Linked DNA regions of Homo sapiens: regions 1, 2, 4 and 5 are each linked to region 3. Evidence: read pairs that join two places in POLR2A ChIA-PET (ENCODE). Cell type or tissue: CD4-positive, alpha-beta T cell. All regions are shown on one strand. Region 1 overlaps GIMAP1-GIMAP5 (GIMAP1-GIMAP5 readthrough). Region 2 holds the start of GIMAP1-GIMAP5 (GIMAP1-GIMAP5 readthrough). Region 3 overlaps GIMAP7 (GTPase, IMAP family member 7). Region 4 overlaps LOC124901774 (a long non-coding RNA gene). Region 5 holds the start of GIMAP2 (GTPase, IMAP family member 2).

Region 1 (4,000 bases), 210 kb before region 3:
AAGGAATCTGAAATCTTATTAGAGAGACAAGACTTATGCAAATGAAAGACAATGAGTAAGGGTCCCAAATGAATGTTTTGGACAAGTGTATTTCATACACCCCATTGTAGAGCATCAAAACATGAAATAGAGTAGAATAGAAACTATCAAAATTAGTCACACAAAATATGAGTGTATGTAAGCTCTGGGAAGCAGTATAAAACTGAGGGTCATGGTAAAAAATACATGATAGCACAGTTTTAGACAATGTATTAAGCAGGATTTTGGGAAGAAAAGAGGTCAAAACGGACCAACCCCAAGGAGAAAGCCCTGAGGTGTGGAGTAGAACTTGGACATGTGATCAAGGTTGACTGGAGGTGGAGAAGGGGCCCTTTGAAGCGGTTATTTTAAAGGAAGCAGAGAGTATGTAGGTGTCAGGGCAGGACAGTGCCTAGAGCAGGTTTAAGAGCTTGTTGTCATGACCTCTGGAGTTGTCTGGGTAGCTGATGTCTAGTTGTCTAATTCCATAGCATTGCATTTAGAGTAGAACCTTCACCCATTTAGTTAGCTCAAAAGGCCAAGAGGGAGCAGCAGGACTGAATGCATGCCTTGACGCTCTCCTCTAGTTGTTTATTAGATGAGTTAGATGAGGTCCAGATGGGATGATAAGGTCCCTGAAGATTTCCTGGCTGGCACCATGGAGGACAGCTCCTGTTGCATCTGGAGTGGGGTGGACCCTCCTGAAAGCCTAATGAGACCCTCCTCTACCCTGACATTATCACCTGCAACTGAATGTCTCCTGGTGAGCATCTTGGGATCCACAAGCTGATATCTTCCTGTCACGAATAATGTTTCTGAGCTTGCTGAGGTGTACCCTCACCAGGCTGATTTCCTTTTGAGTCATTACATTGGAAATTCTCGGCCCTTGAGCTGTCTATCAATTATAGGTTTGTTGAGATATTTTCCCCCTCACCCTTCAGAGGGGAGACAAAGAGCCCCCCAAAACCCCAAGGTGGCTCGAGGCCTGAGATCAGTTGCATCTGAGGTTGAGAGCAGCCTCTTCTGTTTACACACTATGTTGTGACAAATGTTACCATGTGGACATCGACATGAAAAAGTTGGGAAGCTCTACTTTTGATGAAAAAAATATAATATACAAAGTCCTGCTGTCTGGGTCTTGCTTTCCTTCTGTCTGAAATTACTATTGACATTTGACATCATGGGGTATCAGAGTTACCAACAGGCACATCTGTAGGACTGGCCCAGGCTTCTTGGGGTGCACATTGTCTTTTAACATATCCCACCCCAAGATCTCTGGTTCCTCCTCTCCTGAAGCTATCAGACCTCCTCTCCTGAAGCTATCAGGAGATTCTGTCAGATTCTGCCCCAAGCAGTGCTCCCAAGCTGCCCCACCGTCTCTGTCAAGGCCAGGTTTTCCCAGATCCAGGACATGGGGTTCCTGGCCTGGGGATGCTTCTGTATCCTGGGAGCCTAAGCAAGGACCACAGTGGCTGCCTATTTGCTTTTTCAGAGAAGGGAAAACACAGCAAGAGCAATGATAAAAAGTGGAGGCAAAGCTGAATGTGTGAAGGCAGTTGATTTGCACAAGAAGTGTTAGAAACAGTTCAGTGACAACATTAGAAGTCATACCTCCTGTGGCTTTTCTATGAAAACTACAGCCTGTGCTGCCATAAGCCTCATGGAGACTTGCATGTACACGTCTGCCATTTGAGTTTAACCCAGTGAATAACTGAGTTGTGTGGAAGGGAAAGGAAAAAGGCACAGGCACAGAAGGTGAGAGCTAGAAGAATCTTGGGGATCATGTAAACTAGTCCTTTCCTCCCCCATATTACAGATAAGGAGACTGCAGTCTAGAGAAACCGTTTTCAGAAGACCACATTAGTTAATTTTAGTATATGGCGTGAGATATAAATCAAGATTTTTTTTGCAAATATATGTCCAGTTTTTCATTCCATCAACTTATCTTGCAGGGAGTATCCTTTTTTATTAAATTACTTTGGTACCCTTTCAAAAATTAATTGATCATATATATATGTCTATTTCTGAACTGTATTCTGTTCCATTGATCTTTATGTCTGATTTTCACCAGTACCTCACCGTTATGATGATGGCAGCTATATATAAATCTTGTGATCAGGAAGTGGAAATTCTCTTTTTCTTTTTCAAAATGGTTTTGGTTTTTAAATATAAATTTTAGAATCAGCTTGAAAAATATATAAGAAAATCCTTCCAGATTTTGATTGTGATTGCATGACTCTACAGATTCATTTGGAAATAACTGATATCTGAATAATATTGAATCTTCTGATTCATGGACATGGCATAATATTGTTCCAGTTATTTAGGTCTTGTTTGATTTTCCTCATCAATGTTTTGTAGTTTTCAGTGTAAAAACCTTAGATTAATCCCAATATTTTATAATTTTAATGGTACTATAAAAGGTATTGATGATTTAATTTCAGTTTCCAGTCATTCATTACAAGTATGCAAGAACATAATTGATTTTTGTTTGTTGACCTTGTATTTTCTGACCTTGTTAATTTATTAGTTCTAGAATTTTTTCTTGATTGAGATTTTCTTCATAGAAAATTATGTCATCTGCAAATAAAAACAGTTTTTATTCTGTTCTTTCCAATCTGTGTGCTTTTAATTTCTTTTCTTTGCCTCCTTTCACTGGCAGGATCTCTATCAAAACATTAAATTGGAGTGGCAATGAGGGACATTCTGGCCTTTTCCTGAACTTAAGGGAATGTATCCAGTCTTGTACCTTCCGTATTCTTACGGTTTTCTGTCTACATGTTTTATTGATTACTGAGAAAGAAGGTTTAAAGTATCCAAGTATAATTTTGGATTTGTCTATGTATCTTTTTGGTTTCTTTAGTTTTGCTTCATGTATTTTGAAGCTCTGTTTTTAGGTGCAAATATTCTAAGGATTCTTATATTTTTCTGATACATTAACACATTTATCATCATATAATGTCCATCTTTATCCTTGACAATATTCCTTGCTCTGTGGACTACGGATCTATGTTATATTAATGTAGGTTCTCCAGCTTTTTTTTGATGAGTGTTTTCATGATGTTTATTTCCTCATTCTTTTAAGCCATCTCTATGACTGTGATAGGCAGAATTCTAAGGTGGGCTCCAAGATTCCCATAAACTAGTATACATGCCCTGGATAATCTCTTCTTCTTTAGTGTGGGAAGACCTGTGAATAGAATGAATGACATTCCTATGATTGGTTTACATGGTAGAAGTGAAGGGATTTTGCAAATTTAATTAAAGTCTCTAATCAGCTAGTTTTGCATTAGTTAAAGGGGAGATTATTCTGGGTAGGTCTCACCTAATTAAAAGAAGCCTTAAGAGCAAGAGATACTTCCAGCTTTTAAGAAAGAAAACATTCATGCTTTAAACTGCCTGTGAATATATGGAGAGGGGCAGCCTCTAGGATCTACCCACAACAACAGTCTTTCAACCACAAACAACTGAATTCTGCCAACAACCCGAATGAAGTTGGAAAAGGACCCTGAGCTCCAAATGGCAGCATGGGTAAGACTTCGATTTCAGCTTCACAAAACCCTGAGTCGAGGATCCATCTAAGCCATGTCTGGATTCCTGTGCTAGGCTGTTTTTGCATTGCTATAGAGAAATACTGAGACTGAGTAATTTATAAAGAAAATACATTTATTTTGGCTCACAGTTTGCAGGCTGTGCAGGAAGCACAGTGCTGGCATCTTCTTCTGGTGAGGGCCTCACAGTGCTGGCATCTTCTTCTGGTGAGGGCCTCAGGAGGCTTCCAATCATTGTGGAAGACAAAGGGGAGCCTGCATGTCACACGATGAGAGTAACAGCAAAGTGTGGGGGAGGTGCTACACACTTCCAAATAACCAGGTCTCACTCACTGCAGTGAGGACAGCACCAATCCTTCTATGAAGGATCCACTCCCATGACCCAAACACTTCCCACCAGGTCCTGCCTCTAACATTAGAGATTACATTTC
Region 2 (4,000 bases), 200 kb before region 3:
ATTCTATATCACTGACATAAGCTAGAGATATCAGGGGATTCAGCAGCTGGGGGAAGATTAGGTAAACCCTCAGAACCAGAAAATGTGCCCAGTGACTTAGGCACCCACCTTCAAGTGGCTGACCTGGGAAGAAAGAAGAAAATTGGGATTTTTCTTTTGGAAATTGAACAGATCTCCCAAGTAGATCTGGAGGGCCCCTAACTCTGTTTTCTTAAAATCAAATAATTTGGTTTGTTTAGAGATGTCTAAATACGATATCTGTGCTGGAGAGACTTGAACACTTCCCTTCAACTCCTGAAGTTGCTTCCCCTCCAAATGTGATTATGCTGAAATCTAACATTGTGTAATACAGCTAAACCCTCTGTGATCCAGTTTGCCTAATCACACAAGCTCCTGAACACAAATTCACTTCTCCCTGCATCTATGTCTCCAGCCTCATTCCCAGACAATACCCCACTCGGTCAGCTACTTCACAATCAGCAGATTTCAGGGCCTTTCCAACCCACTCGGCTTCCCCTCCTAGGACTATTGATCCTCCCCGACCATCTGTCTGTGCCTCACCATCCATGTCAAACTTGTTGTGTCTTGCACCCTGGTCACTTGGATACCTGTGTTCTCTCCCATTGGCACCACACATGAAGGAGGGGCAGAGAGAGAGGCTGGCTGAGTAACTTGTCTTTGATTGAAGGACTTGGAGAACAGATTTGCCTCATATTAAATCTAGAGCTGTTTCTGTTTCTGCAGGAACTCTACTGGCCCTCCCCAAAGCCTTCAATAAAATTCACTCCATGGGCCTTATGTGATTAATTATTTTGCATGTAGGAATGAACAGATGATCATAAATGACATCAAAGCAGAAATGAAGAAACAGTTGCAAGATTCAGAGAAAAGAATTTAGATGAAGCAAAATGTCCTTGTCAACCAAGAAAATGAGAATTTCTTTTTCCAGTGCTGCAGAATTCTGGATAGGCCTTTGGAATTTTCCATAGTTTAGAAGAGGGGTTGAAATGATTTTAAATAGTTTTTTTTTTTAAAGGAAAGTAAGACCCAGCTGAACTCTGAGGTGACAAATGGCCCTTAATCATTGAGGAATGTACACTTATAGAATCCTGTATTCCTAACACTTTAAGAGACCGCAAAGTTTATTGAGTTCTTCACCGCTCAAATGTGCTGCTTCTCAGAATTACTTGAATGTTCTTTAAAAATGTACATCTCTTGGATCCATCCTGAGATTCTGATTCATGAATTAAATGTTTCTGATGTCCACAGCTCAGAACTTGGACATCAGTCATTTTTGCAACCCCCTTTATTGTACAGATGGGAATTTGAGGTGTCCCCGTGGCTGGAGCAGGAGAAGCTTGAATTAAGGGAGCAGATGTTTAAGGGGCCATGCAGGGAAAGGGGTTGAAGACCAAGATATTAATCTCAGATGTCTCCTCAGGGGCCCCTTCTGTGGACAGTGAGGAGGAGAGTTCAAATGTACCCAGTCTTGTCACGTCGTAACTCACTCCGAGGTTAGATGGCTTATGGGGCCATAGAAATATCTTTTGCCTTTGCTCAATAGGGAGCTTGAGGAATGTTTAATGCCTTTCAAACTGTATTTTATTCCTGGAGGTGGTTCCAGCACACTCTTTTCTTACTTTGTTAAGGGAATGTGGGAGGAGACAGATTTCACTCCCCACCAAGAACGTGTGTGCTCCAGAGCTGGAGAAGATGATCCTAAAATTTCCTCTGAACTTTGCCTACTTAAAAACCTGGAAGTATGTCCTTGATTGTTCCAGATCTTGCTCGCCTGCATGATGCCTTGTAGAATGCAAGTGTTCAGGCAGTAAACACTCTAGGAATCATGTTCTTTCTGGTTCTCAGAGCACCCCCAGCCCCCGCCACTCCCAGGCTCAGGCTCACCTTTCCTGGTGACAGGCTCTGAAGTTGGCCACAAGAAGCCCCAACCTGCTGCTTTCCCTTCGGCTGTGAGTGCAGAAGGCTGTTTCCTCTCGGCACACGGAGGAAATCACTCAGACTTCAGAAATCAGGAAGCTCAGGGTGGGCCCCATGGTTATGGTTTAAAGAGACAGAAACATTTCCCATTGAGCTGTGGGTTGGCAATACTTCTCCTACCGACTCTACTTTCTGCTGTGACTGAGGTTATGTGTCTCCAGCAGGGCCTCATGATGTCAAATATCTTGCCATGCTCTAAGAAGGGAGGGATGTTGTAGTCTCTGAGGCCTGACTGTACTTCTAAAATTGATTACTGAGCTAATCTTCAGTTGCCTTTGCCCTATAGGGACATTTCCCCATATAAAATAGGCCCAGAGAGTCTCCTGCCCCGGAACAAATAACGTAATAGCTGTTCTCATCATCTGTCCATTAATTAGACATTCATGTGGCCAGTGCCAGCCCCAGATCCAGTCTGCCAGAAAAACCTGAAGGCAAAGTCTTATCATTCTCTGAGAGAGGAGGGCTTTCCCAGCTATTGAAGGACTTGAGGGTGAACTGGTATGTTGAGGATGAACACCTTCGCACTATCTTCAATTTAGCCTTATTAGGAGGCTTTAGTCTAGTCGTCTATGTTGGTATCACCAGTTCTAGTTATTCTATCTTCTCTCAAGAGCATCATGAGGTCAGCAAAAAAGCGAATCACTGGGTGGTAAGAAGGCTACAGAGGAGCAGGCTGCATATCTGGTTAGGTCATTAACCAGCTATAGGACCTCACCTAACTCATTTAAACTTTCTGGAGTTGGCTTTCTGGAGTATATGGGGAAGACAATAACCCGAGTCTTACCCTACTGGATAGGATCTGCTTTTTAACCTCTTTCATGCCAGACCACTTTTTTTCTGGTAGGGAAGAGACCCAGCTTTTACTGTTTCCCATCTTTTTGGGGGCACAGAGTCTCCTGGATATCTGACATGTCCACTGTTTCCATTCATCATTGCTGAAACAGGGAGCCTGTCATTCTCCCAGTAGACCGGCAGGGCTGGGGCTATTGTGAGGCAGGTGGGGCATCTAGAGCACACAGCTTAAGGAGGCACTCACTCTCAGGTCACCCAAGTGCAGATCTTGTAGGTGGGTGACCCTGGGAGTGAGTGTTTTCTTAAGAGTGAGGTGCCTAGGGCTTCTCACTAGCCTCATCCTAGCCCAAGCCACATAGATCAGCTTTGAATAAGTCTTTGATACTTGACGTGTACCTTTCATAAAGACGCTTTCAGAGCCTCTTCAACAGCTCCGGGCCATTTATTGTTTCCATGCATGTGTATGATGTCTTACTTCAGCCACTCATAACTCTCTGTCAGAGGGTTTATCTGACTACAAAAGTATATGTAGGTAATGCATGCAGCAGCCTGAAGTTGTCAGAGCTGATATCCTAGGAGCAGATTTCAATCAATGTCAGTTAGGACTTATGGATAAACACCACAACTTATCAAGTTGTCCACCACGTGAGACAACTCTGTGATGTACTGCATACAAATTGCTGAGTCCCCAGCAGGACTGAGACCCAGTTGTCTGCAGTGGGAACATCCTCATCACCGTATACAGTGGTAATGTGCTCATTAATGCAACTTGCATTGGCTACTATCCCTTCCCGTCCCACATTTCCACTTTCCTACTGGTGCTTTCTGGGATCTTCTTCCTATTGAAAAGTAACCGTTTCTGTCTTTATTTTCCTCTACATTTCTATTAGCTCTTGATTATGTCTCACTGTCTCTGGGCTTTGTTGCCTATTATTATTCATTGATACTTACTATCAGTTGTGGAAACCCAGGTGAAGCTCAGACCCTGACTACACTTGAGTCTCAGAATTATATCTAGAACTCCGGCTTCCTTTTGTACCCTGTATTAATGCTTCCTTCCTCTCTTTCCAGTCTTTGCATGTTCATTGTTTTCTTCCGTATCCTTATAAATGCAGTGAAGAAAATGTATTAGTCCGTCCTCACGCTGCTTTAAAGAAATACCCGAGATTGGGTAATTTATAAAGAAAAGAGATTTAATTGGCTCACGGTT
Region 3 (4,000 bases):
GTCGAGGAATTTATCCATTTCTTCTAGATTTTCCAGTTTATTTGCATAGAGGTGTTTATAGTATTCTCTGATGGTAGTTTGTATTTCTGTGGGATCGGTGGTGATATCCCCTTTATCATTTTTTATTGCATCTATTTGATTCTTGTCCCACCATTGTATGTTTGACGCTCATAATATACTTGATTTCACTGATTCACAACTGGTAAGCAATTTGCCTCAGAATGAATTGTACCTTAAGTCTCACCCATATCTGATTTAGATGATAATTAGATGAGACTTTGGAGTTACATTTTAAAATTGATGTTGGAACAAGATTTTTGAGGCTACTGGGATGAAAGTAATGTATTTTGCATGTGATAAGGGCATACATTTTGGGGAGCCAGGAACAGAATGTTATGGTCTAAATGATTATGTCCCCCCAAAATTCATATGTTGAAATCCTCACCCCCAATGTGATGGTATAAGGAGGTAGGCCCTAGGGAAGTGATTAGGTCATGGGGGCAGAAGCTCCAGAAATGAAATTAATGCCCTCATAAAAGAGGCTGAAGAGAGACCCCTGAATATACACATTCCACTGAATATATATATATATATATTCCAGTGGATAAAGATATATTTCATTTCCTTTAGGTATTAGTCCATTTGGGCTGCTATAAAAATACCATAAACTAGGTGGCTTATAAACGACTACATATATATTCCACTGAAATATATTTTTATCCATTGTGAATAATGCTGCAATGAGCATTATTATAGAAATATCTGCACTCCCAGGCTCACTGCAACATTATTCACAATAGCCAAGATATGGAAATAACCCAAGTGCGTCCATGGACAGATGAATGAATAAAGAAAATGCAGTGCATTATTAACATTCCATTAATAAAGGAACATTATTCAACCTTGAAAAAGAAGTAAATCTTGTCGTTTGCAACAATATCGATGAACCCAGAGGACAGTATGCTAAGTAAAGTAAGCTAAGCACAGAAAGACAGGCACTGCTTGATCTCACTTACATGTGGAATTTGATAAAGTAGAATGCACAGAAGCAAAGAATAGAATGTTGATTGCCAGGGACTGGGTGTTGGGGGAAATGGGGAAATGTTGGTCAAAGGGTACAAAACTTTAGTTATGCAGGATGAATAACCTCCTCTGGAGATCTAACATACAGCATGATGACTATACTTAATAATACTGTATTGCATTTTTGCAATTTGCTAAGAGAGTAGACCTTAAATGTTCTCACCACACCAAAGAAAATAGTAACCGAGAGGTGCTAGATGTGTTAATTACCTTTATTTCATTATTTCACAATGTGTGTATATATATATATATATTTAAAAATCACATTATATACATTAAACATATTTTATTTTTATTTATCAATGATACCTTAATAAAGCTAAGGGGAAGGAGGTATTTCTCTAACTATCTTTGCAAAATACAATTCATCCATTAACAAATCACAGTAAATTAGGAAGAATAAAACTTACATTTCGACAAAAACCTATGCCATATTTCTGAAAGCATCTTCCAAATCCTATTAAAAACATCTTTAAATATATTTCTCTCAGCTTCTTCCCTTATATTTTTTATTTTTTCATCATATTTTAATTTTAGTAATTTAATTTCTTTCTCCTTTTCTTCCTCTGATTTATGCTTATCCTCTTCTACTAGTTTAATTTCTTCATTTAATTGGTCAGTGTAGATTTTCCTCAAAACCTCTTCCCGTTGTTTCAGCCTTTCCTCTGTGTCCTTGTATATGTCATCAGAAAAGTAAGCCCCTTCGTTGCACTGCACCATTTTCTCTATCAGCTCCACCAACTCCTGCACTTGACTTTCCTTCTCTGCCTTACTGGTTTTCTTGCTGTTGCTAAAGGCACAGCAGCGGTTCCCGCACTCCTTGACGATGCTTTTTAGGCCCACATCCGCATCTGCTATGAAGTCATGGAAGCTCTGGCCCTCCAACTCTTCTTTGCGAGTGAACAAGATGACCATGTGCTTCATGGCTGACTTCCCAAAGACAGCCTTGATCAATGCAACGGTTTTCTGCTCCTCCTCTGTGTAGCGGCCCAGCAGCAGAACTAGGACAATAGCATGGGGCCCTGGGCAGGAGGAGATGATGCAGCGGCTGATTTCCTTGCAGGTGGTGTCCAGGCTCTCCTTGGTGTCAAAGAGCCCTGGAGTGTCTACAACAAGAAGGTCTCTCCCCTGCCATTCCCGGGATGCTTTTTGACAGTTCTTGGTAACAGCTTGGGCAGCAATTCTAGAATCAAAGATTTCCTCTCCAAGGATGGTGTTCGCTGTTGCACTTTTCCCACTTCCAGTTTTCCCTACCAGAACGATCCTCAGGGAGCGGTCCTCACTCTCAGCCATGCTCACGTCAGGAGGCTCTAGAACTTAGGCACGTACAAGACCTTAAGGAGGGGAAGATAGGGGAAAAAAAGCCAGTTTTAGTAAGTGAGATCCATTCCCAACCTTCTTTTCTGCTTTCTCTTTCTTCCTGAAAATTTGTAATATCCTATTATCCATATTAATCACAGTAAAGACAGAAATGAAATAGTCCGATTAATATGGAAGAAATAATAGAGAAAGCAGTTAAAGAGTTTCCCCACAAAGTAGTACCAGGTATAGATGGTTTCACAGGTGAATTCTATTAAACCTTTTAAGATCTGATGATCTCAAAGCTACCTAAAACTGCTCCTGGCCATATAAAAAGAAGGAAAAAGTTACTTTTTTTTTCTATGAAGCAAGTATATTGATTCCAAAGGCTGACAAATATTTCATCAATAAAGAAAACTAAAGATGTGTCTCATTTGTGAATACTAATATACAAATCCTAAATAAATTATTAGACACTAATAAATAATAGACTGTGATTAAGTGTGATTTATTTCAGAAATACTATGGTGGGTCAATATGAGAATGTTGATTGTTACAACACATCCCGTTAATAGGTTAAGAAGAAAATTAGCTAGATGCAGGAAAGATATTTGGCCAAATTTAACACTGATTCATGTTTACGGTAGTTTGTAGAACAGAAAAAATATCTATTTCTTTAACATGATTTTATACAAATATAATTTTTTCAATTTTGTCATCTTTTTTTCTGGAACTAAAATAGTTGATTATAAAGTTCATTCAGATGAAGGAAAATGCAAGTTAGCCTAGACAATCAAGGAAAAGAAGAACAGGGGAAGACTAGCTCTACCAGACAATTAAATATTATAATCTCTATAATTAAAGCAGTGTGATATTGGTGAGTGAATAGAGACAGGCCATGAAACAGAAACAGAGAATTCACAAATAGGCCATTGCTCATTTTATGTTCATTTATATTCCATTCAATTACATTAACTTACATTCTGTGAAGCAACACCTCATACCAATGGGAAAGATGATGGACACTTTTATTAGCAACACTGAAATAACTATACCACCATATAATTGGATGCAATTTTAAAGATAAAATTGCCTCCAATTCCTCATATCATACAAATTCCAAATAGATCAGAAATTTGAATGCAAAAACTATCCCATATAAATAATAAGAGAAACACGGGTAAATTTTTTGTAACCTGGGAGTGGGGAGGATGTTAATAACTAAGATTTAAAATAGTATAAGGAAAAGACTGATAAGTTTGATTACACAAAAATCCAAAAAATTATGTAAGGCATACAACACCATAGGCAAATTAAAACACAAATATCAAACTAGGAAAACATTTTTTCCGATTTATCTCAAAGAGGGCTACTTTTCCTACTGTATGAAGAATAGCTAAAAGTAAAGAAACAAAAGACCAATGACTTGATAGAAAATCGGGCAAGATATGAACCCACGGCCAAAGAAAAAAATATATAAATTATCCTTGAATACATAAAAAGATATCCAAGTTCATTCACAATAGAGAAAAATAATTAAAAACATAGAAAAAATAAAAAATTCTCAGAGATCACTATTTCTCTACTATAGGTATGGCAAAAATCCATTTCCCAGCAT
Region 4 (4,000 bases), 160 kb before region 3:
CCTGGGGTATGCCTCCCAGTTAGGCTACTCGGGGGTCAGGGACCCACTTGAGGAGGCAGTCTGCCCATTCTCAGATCTCAAGCTGCGTGCTGGGAGAACTACTACTCTCTTCAAAGCTGTCAGACAGGGACATTTAAGTCTGCAGAGGTTACTGCTGCCTTTTGTTTGTCTGTGCCCTGCTCCCAGAGGTGGAGCCTACAGAGGCAGGCAGGCCTCCTAGAGCTGTGGTGGGCTCCACCGAGTTTGAGCTTTCTGGCTGCTTTGTTTACCTTCTCAAGCCTCAGCAATGGCGGGCGCCCCTCCCCCAGCCTCGCTGCTGCCTTGCAGTTTGATCTCAGACTGCTGTGCTAGAAATGAGCGAGACTCCGTGGGCGTGGGACCCTCCGAGCCAGGCGTGGGATATAATCTCCTCGTGTGCTGTTTGTTAAGCCCATTGGAAAAGCTCAGTATTAGGGTGGGAGTGACCCGATTTTCCAGGTGCTGTCTGTCACCCCTTTCTTTGACTAGGAAAGGGAATTCCCTGACCCCTTGCACTTCCCAGGTGAGGCAATGCCTTGCCCTGCTTTGGCTCACGCACAGTGTGCTGCACCCACTGTCCTGCACTCCCCAGTGAGATGAACCCAGTACCTCAGTTAGAAATGCAGAAATCACCCGTCTTCTGCGTCGCTCATGCTAGGAGCTGTAGACTGGAGCTGTTCCTATTCGGCCACTGGCTCCTCCCCCATCTTGTCATTTTCTTACTCCAATATAGCTTTATTCCCATCACCTTCTCTGTGCTTTTACTAGTAAACATTATATTTTTCTATGTTATAGATTCTACAATACAATAATATACACATTGTTTTTTAAAGTTGCCTTTCAAATCAGTTAATAAAAGGGGAATAAATGTGAAAAAAAGAAAGAAGAAAAAGAAGAGAAAGAAAGAAAGAAGGAAGGAAGGAAGGAAAATTTTCTTATCTTGAAGTGTGATTGTATTCACAGCAACTCCTTCTTTTTCAACCTTAATGTCTGTTTCAACCTTAATGTCTCATTTTGAAATATATTTTCACTGAATATATTATTCTACAAATAGTATCTTACAATAGATTCTGTGCCTGGTAAAGGCTTACTCCTTGCTTCCAAGATGGTGCCTGTTTCCTGGTTTGAGGCAAAGTAACATTAGTAGTGAGAACTAAAATACAATCTAAAAGCTACTGGTGAGTTGGTAATAGGTAGTGCAGATGTTGACAAAACCATAGTTTTCTACTGTCAATAACAAACATGTTTCTATATTGCAACAAATAAAATGCTATAATGTAAATACTGAAGAGTGATCCCATTTATAATGAGTTGGGCCCTCTAGGAAAACTCTTGTCAAAGCAGCAATTCTCTACTTGCTGTGTGATTGTAAACTTGACTTTGGAACTGGCTCTTGTAATACAGTCTACTATAGCCTTCATACATATTACCACTGTATTCATACATATTACTACTGCAGGGGTTTGGAAATCAAGGGGACAAATTGTGGGGTGTTAAAAACCACAAACTTATTTCCAAACCTATGGCTTCAAATTTTACATACTTTGCTTGGTGCCCAGATAAAGAGCTGTACAATGTTTTTTCTGCATCCAGTGAGATGATCATGCAATTTTTGTCCTTCATTCTATTAATATGGTGTAATACATGACTGATACTTGCATACTGAACCTGTCTTGCAACAACTACTACATGTGCCCCCAGGTTATGTGTTAATAATGGGTGCGAGATTTTCCATTATACTAGCTCTATCTTGCACAAGAATATCACGCCATCAAATGCAGAAATCCTTAGTGAAAAATTCTGGACATAGTATTTCCAATAAGATCAATAACTTATCAAGCAGTTCTAAGTACCCTGTGAGGAGCCAATATTGCAATGACTTTTAGAACTCCAGTTAGAAGAAATGAACAAGTCGTTGATCTTAAGCTGCATGAGGAGGGGCCGCAGAGAATATGAAACTACAAGGGCAAATAACAAGCCATTTCCCAAAACATCCCCTAAGAACAAAGGAAGCATGAAGCCAGTCACTGCAAAACAGGAAACACACCCCAAAATTTGTTCTCTCAGCCAACATGAAGAGATTTTAAGATAGCGGGGAAAACATGAGAACCTAAGAAACTGAAAACAATCAAACAACTGAAATAACAAGCAGCAACTGGCAAACAGCTGGGAAAAAAAGCAGCTGTAGAAAATTCAAAAAGAGACAGCCCTTCTCCAGGAGCTAGAAGATTTAGAAATGAGTCTTTTAGATATTTAAAGAACATAAATTGCATGCCAGAAATCAGTGTAAATATATCTTCTCTTTAAACCTGATGGGGTACTCTAAACATTCTTACGCCCACACTTGATGATCATTTATAATGCATCCAATGTTCTGAATATATGGGGTTTTTAAATGTTTATTAAATGGACTTTTTCCACCTTTCAATATAATGTGGAAGGGGGTAGGAATGAGTTTTTTTAACCAAAGCTTGACAGACTAAAACAGAGATATTATTATCCACTAAAGAACAGACTCTCAAAGACACCAATAAAAGCATCTTACATTTTTTTAAAAGAGGAAGGAGCAAAAGGAAGAGTGATCAAAATCAGGAAGGAAGGCTGCATGCTGACTCTGCATGTTCTCTGCAGAATCTTCAGTAAAAGTTCCTGAAACTGAAACAACAGTAAAGGAAAAGTCAAATAGGAATAATTGTGTGTGTGAATACCAGGGTGTTTTTTTTTTTTTTTAAGTAACAGTAAAAACACCACATTTTAGGCTTTTGGAGTCTTGCACCAACAAAGAAACAGTGCATAATTCTGTAGGACTGAGGAGGTAAAGAAAAGGCTGAGGAAAAAGAGGACTCTTAGAAACAGTGGGGAAGATTTCAGGATTTTTCTTTCTTTTAAACTAGTACTATATTTATTCTTTTTCATTACCTTGTTCCTTTTTAAATTTTTATTTTTATTTCAATAGTTTTTGGGGTACAGGTGGTTTTTGGTTACATGGATTAGTTATGTAGTGGTGTTCTCTGAGATTTTAGTGCACCCATCACCCAAGCAGAGTACACAGGACCCAATGTATCATCTTTTATCCTTCATCCCCCTCCCAATCTTCCCCCCTCCCAGTTCCTCTGTCCATTATATCGGTCTCATGCCTTTGCATCCGCATAGCTTAGCTCCCACTAAGAAATGAGAAAATACACTATTTGGTTTTCCATTCCTGAGTTGTAAGTGGGATCTCCCAGGGCACCACTAGACAGGTCAAATAATGACATTGTTTTAGAAATGGGACTTTTAAGGGGCTCTAACTCCATTCAGCTGCCTTCAGTGGCTTCCAGGCTGCTAGTTTTCATAGTGATTTTAGTTTTTTGGTTTTCAAGGTTACTGCAGAGTGGGGGTAATGAGAAAGGGGCAGGTTGAAACATGACAGAACTCACTATTCTTACTATTTTTCTTGAATGAACACTCTCTATATTACTTCAAGCGTTGGGTTGATACACAGAGTTCTGAAAAACAAAAATAAAAACAAAAACAAAAAACAAAGAGTTGATTCTGACTATTTTTTGACAGTGTTCTCTATTTTTGTGGAGATTTTTGGAGGGCATTATTCTGCTATTCCCACTGACATCATCTCACAATTATATTTGTCTTATAAATATATAGCATTATGGTTGCAGTGTGAAAGGTAATTTGAGAGAAGCAAGCCTTGAAACAGGTTCAATCCAAAGAAGAAGTTGCAACAATCCAGTCCAGAAATGATGGTGACCATAACTCAAGTAGAGATAAGGAAAAAAAAAAGTGGATGCTCCAGAGAGATATGAAGCCTTTATAATACACAACTCTTTTATTATTTATTGGAAGAAAGAGTCAAGGCTTCTGGCATGGACAACTGGACAGATTATGGCACCATTTGCAAAATAGGAAACCCAGGAAGGAAGGGATGAACATCCAGTGGAGCCAAAGGTGGTGCCCGTGAGAACCTCATTACCCAGTGAAAACA
Region 5 (4,000 bases), 170 kb before region 3:
GGTGGTGTGTGCCTTTAGTCCCAGCTACTTGGGAGGCTGAGGCAGGAGAATCACTTGAACCTGGGAGGTGGAGGTTGCAGTGAGCCGAGATTGCGCCACTGCACTCCGGCCTGGGTGACAGAGAGAGACACTGTCTCAAAACAAACAAACAAACAAACAAACAAAGAAAACAAAACCCCACAATTTTCAGCTGCTGGTGGTGGTAGCTGTGGGAGTTAGAATAAGATCCTTCACCCTTGTTTATTTTGCCCCAACATCATCAGAAGAGCCAAACACACACACACACACACACACACACACACACACACACACACACACACACGTGAAGTCACCTTCTTACCCCAGTGACTGTGTTCATTTTGGTCCATTGGTGTTCCTGAGAAACAGAGAGACAAGAAACTTATTTTTCAGTTCTAAATCATGAAAAATTCTTATATTTCTTTTCTTTTCTTTTTCTTTCTTTCTTTTTTTTTTTTTTTTTTTTGAGACACAGTTTCACTCTGTCACCCAGGCTGGAGTGCAGTGGTGCGATCTCGGCTCACTGCAACCTCCACATCCTGGGTTCAAGTGATTCTCCTGCCTCAGCCTCCCGAGTAGCTGGGATTATGGGTGTGCACCACCATGCCCATCTAATTTTTGTAGTTTTAGTAGAGACAGGGTTTCACCATGTTGGCCAGGCTGGTCTCAAACTCCTGACCTCAAATGATCCACCAGCCTCGGCCTCCCAAAGTTCTGGAATTAAAAGCGTGAGCCATCACACTAGGCCAAGATCCTTATATTTCTAAACAACCATGTTTCATTTGTCTACTCATAAGGGACAAGGTGGGTGGGAAAGGAATGACTTCCTACTTTACAGAGAACTGGAATCACTTGCTGAGGGGCTGAGAAGTGGGTTTCATTTGTAAGCCTCATGCCCAGCTCTCTCTCGCTTTCTTCCTCCCGTCCTCTCACAGATCAGCCCGGCTCCCTTCTGTTTTTGTTTTGCCTGCACACTCTTCGCTTCTGTCAGCTTTCTCTGTAGGTGTGCCTTCCCTTACACCTTAGGCTCAGTCCTCCCTTTCCCTCTCTTTCTTTTCCCACCTTGCCTCCTTCCCTCCTCTACTCTCTCCAAACCTCCTCCCTCATGTTGAGTCTTTGCTGAGAGACTCAGTGAATGAAGATTATGACTCTGGGAAACCGTGCAGTCCTTTAAGCTGGAAATACACTTCACTTGATCCATTAATGGCTTGAATTTTTCTCATTCCCCAACAGCCCCTGGTTATGAAGCCCTTGCAATGTAGGAACTACTATGGAGTGAGAAATATCGGTACGTTTTCATCAGCTAGTTTCTCTTGCTTAAATCTGGCAGGCATAGACCAAGCGTACAAGCACAGAAAACTGAAAGCCACCGATTAATGCCCAAATTCTTCCCAGTTAGCACTTTTTATTGACTTTATACTATGGAAATTCTTTCTTTGCCAGTAATGTGTAAAGTAAATTACATCGGTTTCCTGTAAACTGGCTCCACTTAAGGAAAAGGCAGTCACTCTAAATTGCTTCTCTTAAAATAGGACAAATTTGTTCTAAGAAAAATGAAAATGTTTGTGCATGGCTTGGGACCTAGAAATCAACACTGCAGAACTTTTCGTAAATCTGGGCTTACCTGATTTACTGTTCAAAGAAACAGTTGGCTCCCTGTTCAGTCCTGTTGTCTTATAGCTCAGCTCCAAGAGAAAAAGAAAGTAAAACCGAGACTCCAGTCGGTCTTCTTCCTCTCTTGAATCTTCCTGAGCTTCCTGACTGCTAATGAACGCCACCACGTGCCTGTGTTTGAAATTCTCTTTCATGCCATTATGCAAAATAAACAGTTTAAATGGAAAGTTAATCAGTAGTTATTTGCTGTCATGTGGGCCAACTGTCTCTTCTTCTCAAAAGTGAAAAAAGAGTGTTTTAATGATTTCATCTGGACTGGAAAGAAAGGCATGAATGCCAAGGAAGTTGGTGGATTTCAGTCCTTCCCAGCTGGGATATGTCCCAACAGTTAGAAGTTTGTCTAGATGCAAATGGCCCCCTGAGAAGGGCTTAAACCTCATTGACACCAGCAGCAGGGATTGTTCTAAAGCAGATGCCACTGGGAGAGAAGAGGAGCCTCTGATAGGCACTGCCCAGGGGAAGAAGGGCACAGAAAGGGGAACCTGAGAGGGGACATTTTTGTCTGAGTCTGATTGTAAGGATCATTAACCATCAAAACATTTTTACATAACTCATTCATGGCTTCTAGGATTCTGGGCCTTTCTTCCCTGTCCAGCTCTGTAATTTCAGAGAACCTCCCTGTGGGGAGAAATTGTCTAGGAAATGTCTATAGTAATACTCTGGAGTGTTGGCTGGGTCAAATGGTATTTCTAGTTCAAGATGCCTGAGGAATCGCCACACTGACTTCCACAATGGTTGAACTAGTTTACGGTCCCACCAACAGTGTAAAAGTGTTCTTATTTCTCCACATCCTAGCATTTAAAACATTTCCTTTTGATTGTCTTGGAGTTTCCAGGTTTATCATAGACTCAGTTGCAAATAGTGATAATTTTCCCTCCTTGTTTCCAAAAATATCTTATGTTGCTTTCTCTTGTATAATTACAATTGCTTGCTACCTTTTCAAAAGTGAGTTAATGTGCTTTTATTATTTATTTACCTGTAGGGCACCTAATATCTTATCATTAATATTGATGTTGGTTATTGGAAATTAATTAGTTTATTTTAAAATCAGTGTGGCTATACTTTGCTTAGTCCTATTTCATTAAAGTCTTTTATCTGTGGTATAAATTTAGAAAATTTTATTTTGACGTTGACTGATATAATTCCATGTCTTTTTCCTTTTGACCTACTAATATTGCAAATTACATCACTGCGTTTCCTAACATAAGTGATATGTACATGTACATGTGCAAAGGTTTGGGTTCCTAGGAATACAGACTGTTGAGATGAAGATAAAATGGATGAAGGAAGTTTATTAGGGAATCTTCTCAGGAAATGTGCTAGAGGGAGAAGGGAAGAACCCAGGATTAGGCAGGGAGAAGTGAGACTGAGATGTAGTCACAACAAATATAGACTCTACAGGGAGTTCTAAAGTTTGGTTGGACTTTCAGAATGAAGGAGAGTGAGCAGAACTTTATAATCCCCATCGGATGCAAACTTCCTCTGGAAAAGACACTTGACTTACATAGGGCATCTCTCTTCAGCATAAGCTAATTTCTGGACAGGTCTGACGGCTCAACAGCTGAGAGCTAACAACTGGTCTCACTCCCAGCAACTGGAGATAGGTCCTTCTGTTTTTGCACTGTTCCTCTAGGTTTGGAGATGCAAATATTGCTTCTCCTGCTTCATCTTTTAGATCATCTGTAGAGACTTCCAAGCACAGTTTTAAATATCTCCCTCATGAAATTTCTTGTTCAAGCCTTCTCACTCCTGTCCCTTCTGAACATGAGCATACATGGAACATTTCCCCTATGTCCCATGGTTCTAGTAAGTGATGTGACTACAGCCTTAAAGGAGGAGTAAGATAGATGTTGGGAGGAGGTGAGGAAGGAGAGGGCAGGGGCTGAGTAGAGGTGCATGTTTTAGAGTACTATGACATTTTAAAATTCATTTTATTCCCATGGTTCAAGGCAATTTTGGAAAATGGGTCAAGCCGAAAGAATAGACCACAGATTTCCTGCAGTCATATTGAGATGTATTTGACAATTGTTCTGTGGTTTCTTGTAAAGTGTTTATTTATAAAGCAGTACTGTTCAATAGAGAATTCTGTGATGGACATGTTTACTGTCTGCCCTGTCCAATATGGCAGCCACTAGCACATGTGGCTGTTGAGCACTAGCAAGGTGGCCAATGTGATGGAGAAACTGAATTTTACATTTTAATTTTAAATCATATAATTAAACGGCCACATGTGGCTAGTGGTTACCGTTTTGAACAGTGCAATTATAGAGTATATCATTCTCAATAAGATGATACAAAACATTGTGTA

What was found. Peaks named below come from ENCODE experiments on the same cell type or tissue, not always from the same donor. Only the 100,000 strongest peaks of a DNase experiment are listed, where the experiment ranks them.
Region 1: POLR2A ChIA-PET joins it to region 3 with 11 read pairs; 7 of 35 experiments call an interaction of 5 or more read pairs at or near these places.
Region 2: POLR2A ChIA-PET joins it to region 3 with 31 read pairs; 7 of 35 experiments call an interaction of 5 or more read pairs at or near these places.
Region 4: POLR2A ChIA-PET joins it to region 3 with 11 read pairs; 8 of 35 experiments call an interaction of 5 or more read pairs at or near these places.
Region 5: POLR2A ChIA-PET joins it to region 3 with 22 read pairs; 6 of 35 experiments call an interaction of 5 or more read pairs at or near these places.

What each region holds. Positions count from the first base shown.
Region 1 is chr7:150,729,730-150,733,729 of GRCh38, reverse strand. All of the region lies in intron 2 of GIMAP1-GIMAP5 (GIMAP1-GIMAP5 readthrough), which reads right to left. Among named protein-coding and RNA genes, the nearest start is that of GIMAP5, 5.7 kb to the left of the region's middle. RefSeq lists an enhancer at 211-350. In CD4-positive, alpha-beta T cell, no CTCF peak of the experiment used is centred here; DNase peaks (open chromatin) are centred at 409 and 1,639; H3K27ac peaks cover 2,798 bases.
Region 2 is chr7:150,714,596-150,718,595 of GRCh38, reverse strand. GIMAP1-GIMAP5 (GIMAP1-GIMAP5 readthrough) reads right to left here and starts at 1,983. Exons shown (of 5, transcript NM_001303630.2): 1 at 1,906-1,983. GIMAP1 (GTPase, IMAP family member 1) reads right to left here and starts at 1,983. Exons shown (of 3, transcript NM_130759.4): 1 at 1,906-1,983. In CD4-positive, alpha-beta T cell, no CTCF peak of the experiment used is centred here; DNase peaks (open chromatin) are centred at 2,045, 2,581 and 2,995; H3K4me3 peaks cover 3,691 bases; H3K27ac peaks cover 3,849 bases.
Region 3 is chr7:150,518,351-150,522,350 of GRCh38, reverse strand. It overlaps GIMAP7 (GTPase, IMAP family member 7), which reads right to left. Exons shown (of 2, transcript NM_153236.4): 2 at 1,278-2,417. The coding sequence starts at 2,376. The coding sequence ends at 1,474. Among named protein-coding and RNA genes, the nearest start is that of GIMAP7, 5.5 kb to the right of the region's middle. In CD4-positive, alpha-beta T cell, no CTCF peak of the experiment used is centred here; a DNase peak (open chromatin) is centred at 1,960; H3K4me3 peaks cover 3,904 bases; H3K27ac peaks cover 3,201 bases.
Region 4 is chr7:150,675,096-150,679,095 of GRCh38, reverse strand. The region is part of intron 2 of LOC124901774 (a long non-coding RNA gene); the gene reads left to right. It also overlaps the pseudogene EIF2AP3. Among named protein-coding and RNA genes, the nearest start is that of GIMAP2, 8.6 kb to the left of the region's middle. In CD4-positive, alpha-beta T cell, no CTCF peak of the experiment used is centred here; a DNase peak (open chromatin) is centred at 2,035; H3K4me3 peaks cover 1,048 bases; H3K27ac peaks cover 3,085 bases.
Region 5 is chr7:150,683,428-150,687,427 of GRCh38, reverse strand. It overlaps GIMAP2 (GTPase, IMAP family member 2), which reads right to left and starts at 1,722. Exons shown (of 3, transcript NM_015660.3): 1 at 1,643-1,722; 2 at 341-376. The coding sequence starts at 368. It overlaps LOC124901774 (a long non-coding RNA gene), which reads left to right. Exons shown (of 4, transcript XR_007060589.1): 2 at 1,252-1,306. RefSeq lists an enhancer at 1,648-1,847. In CD4-positive, alpha-beta T cell, no CTCF peak of the experiment used is centred here; DNase peaks (open chromatin) are centred at 297, 927, 1,757 and 2,117; H3K4me3 peaks cover 2,529 bases; H3K27ac peaks cover 3,931 bases.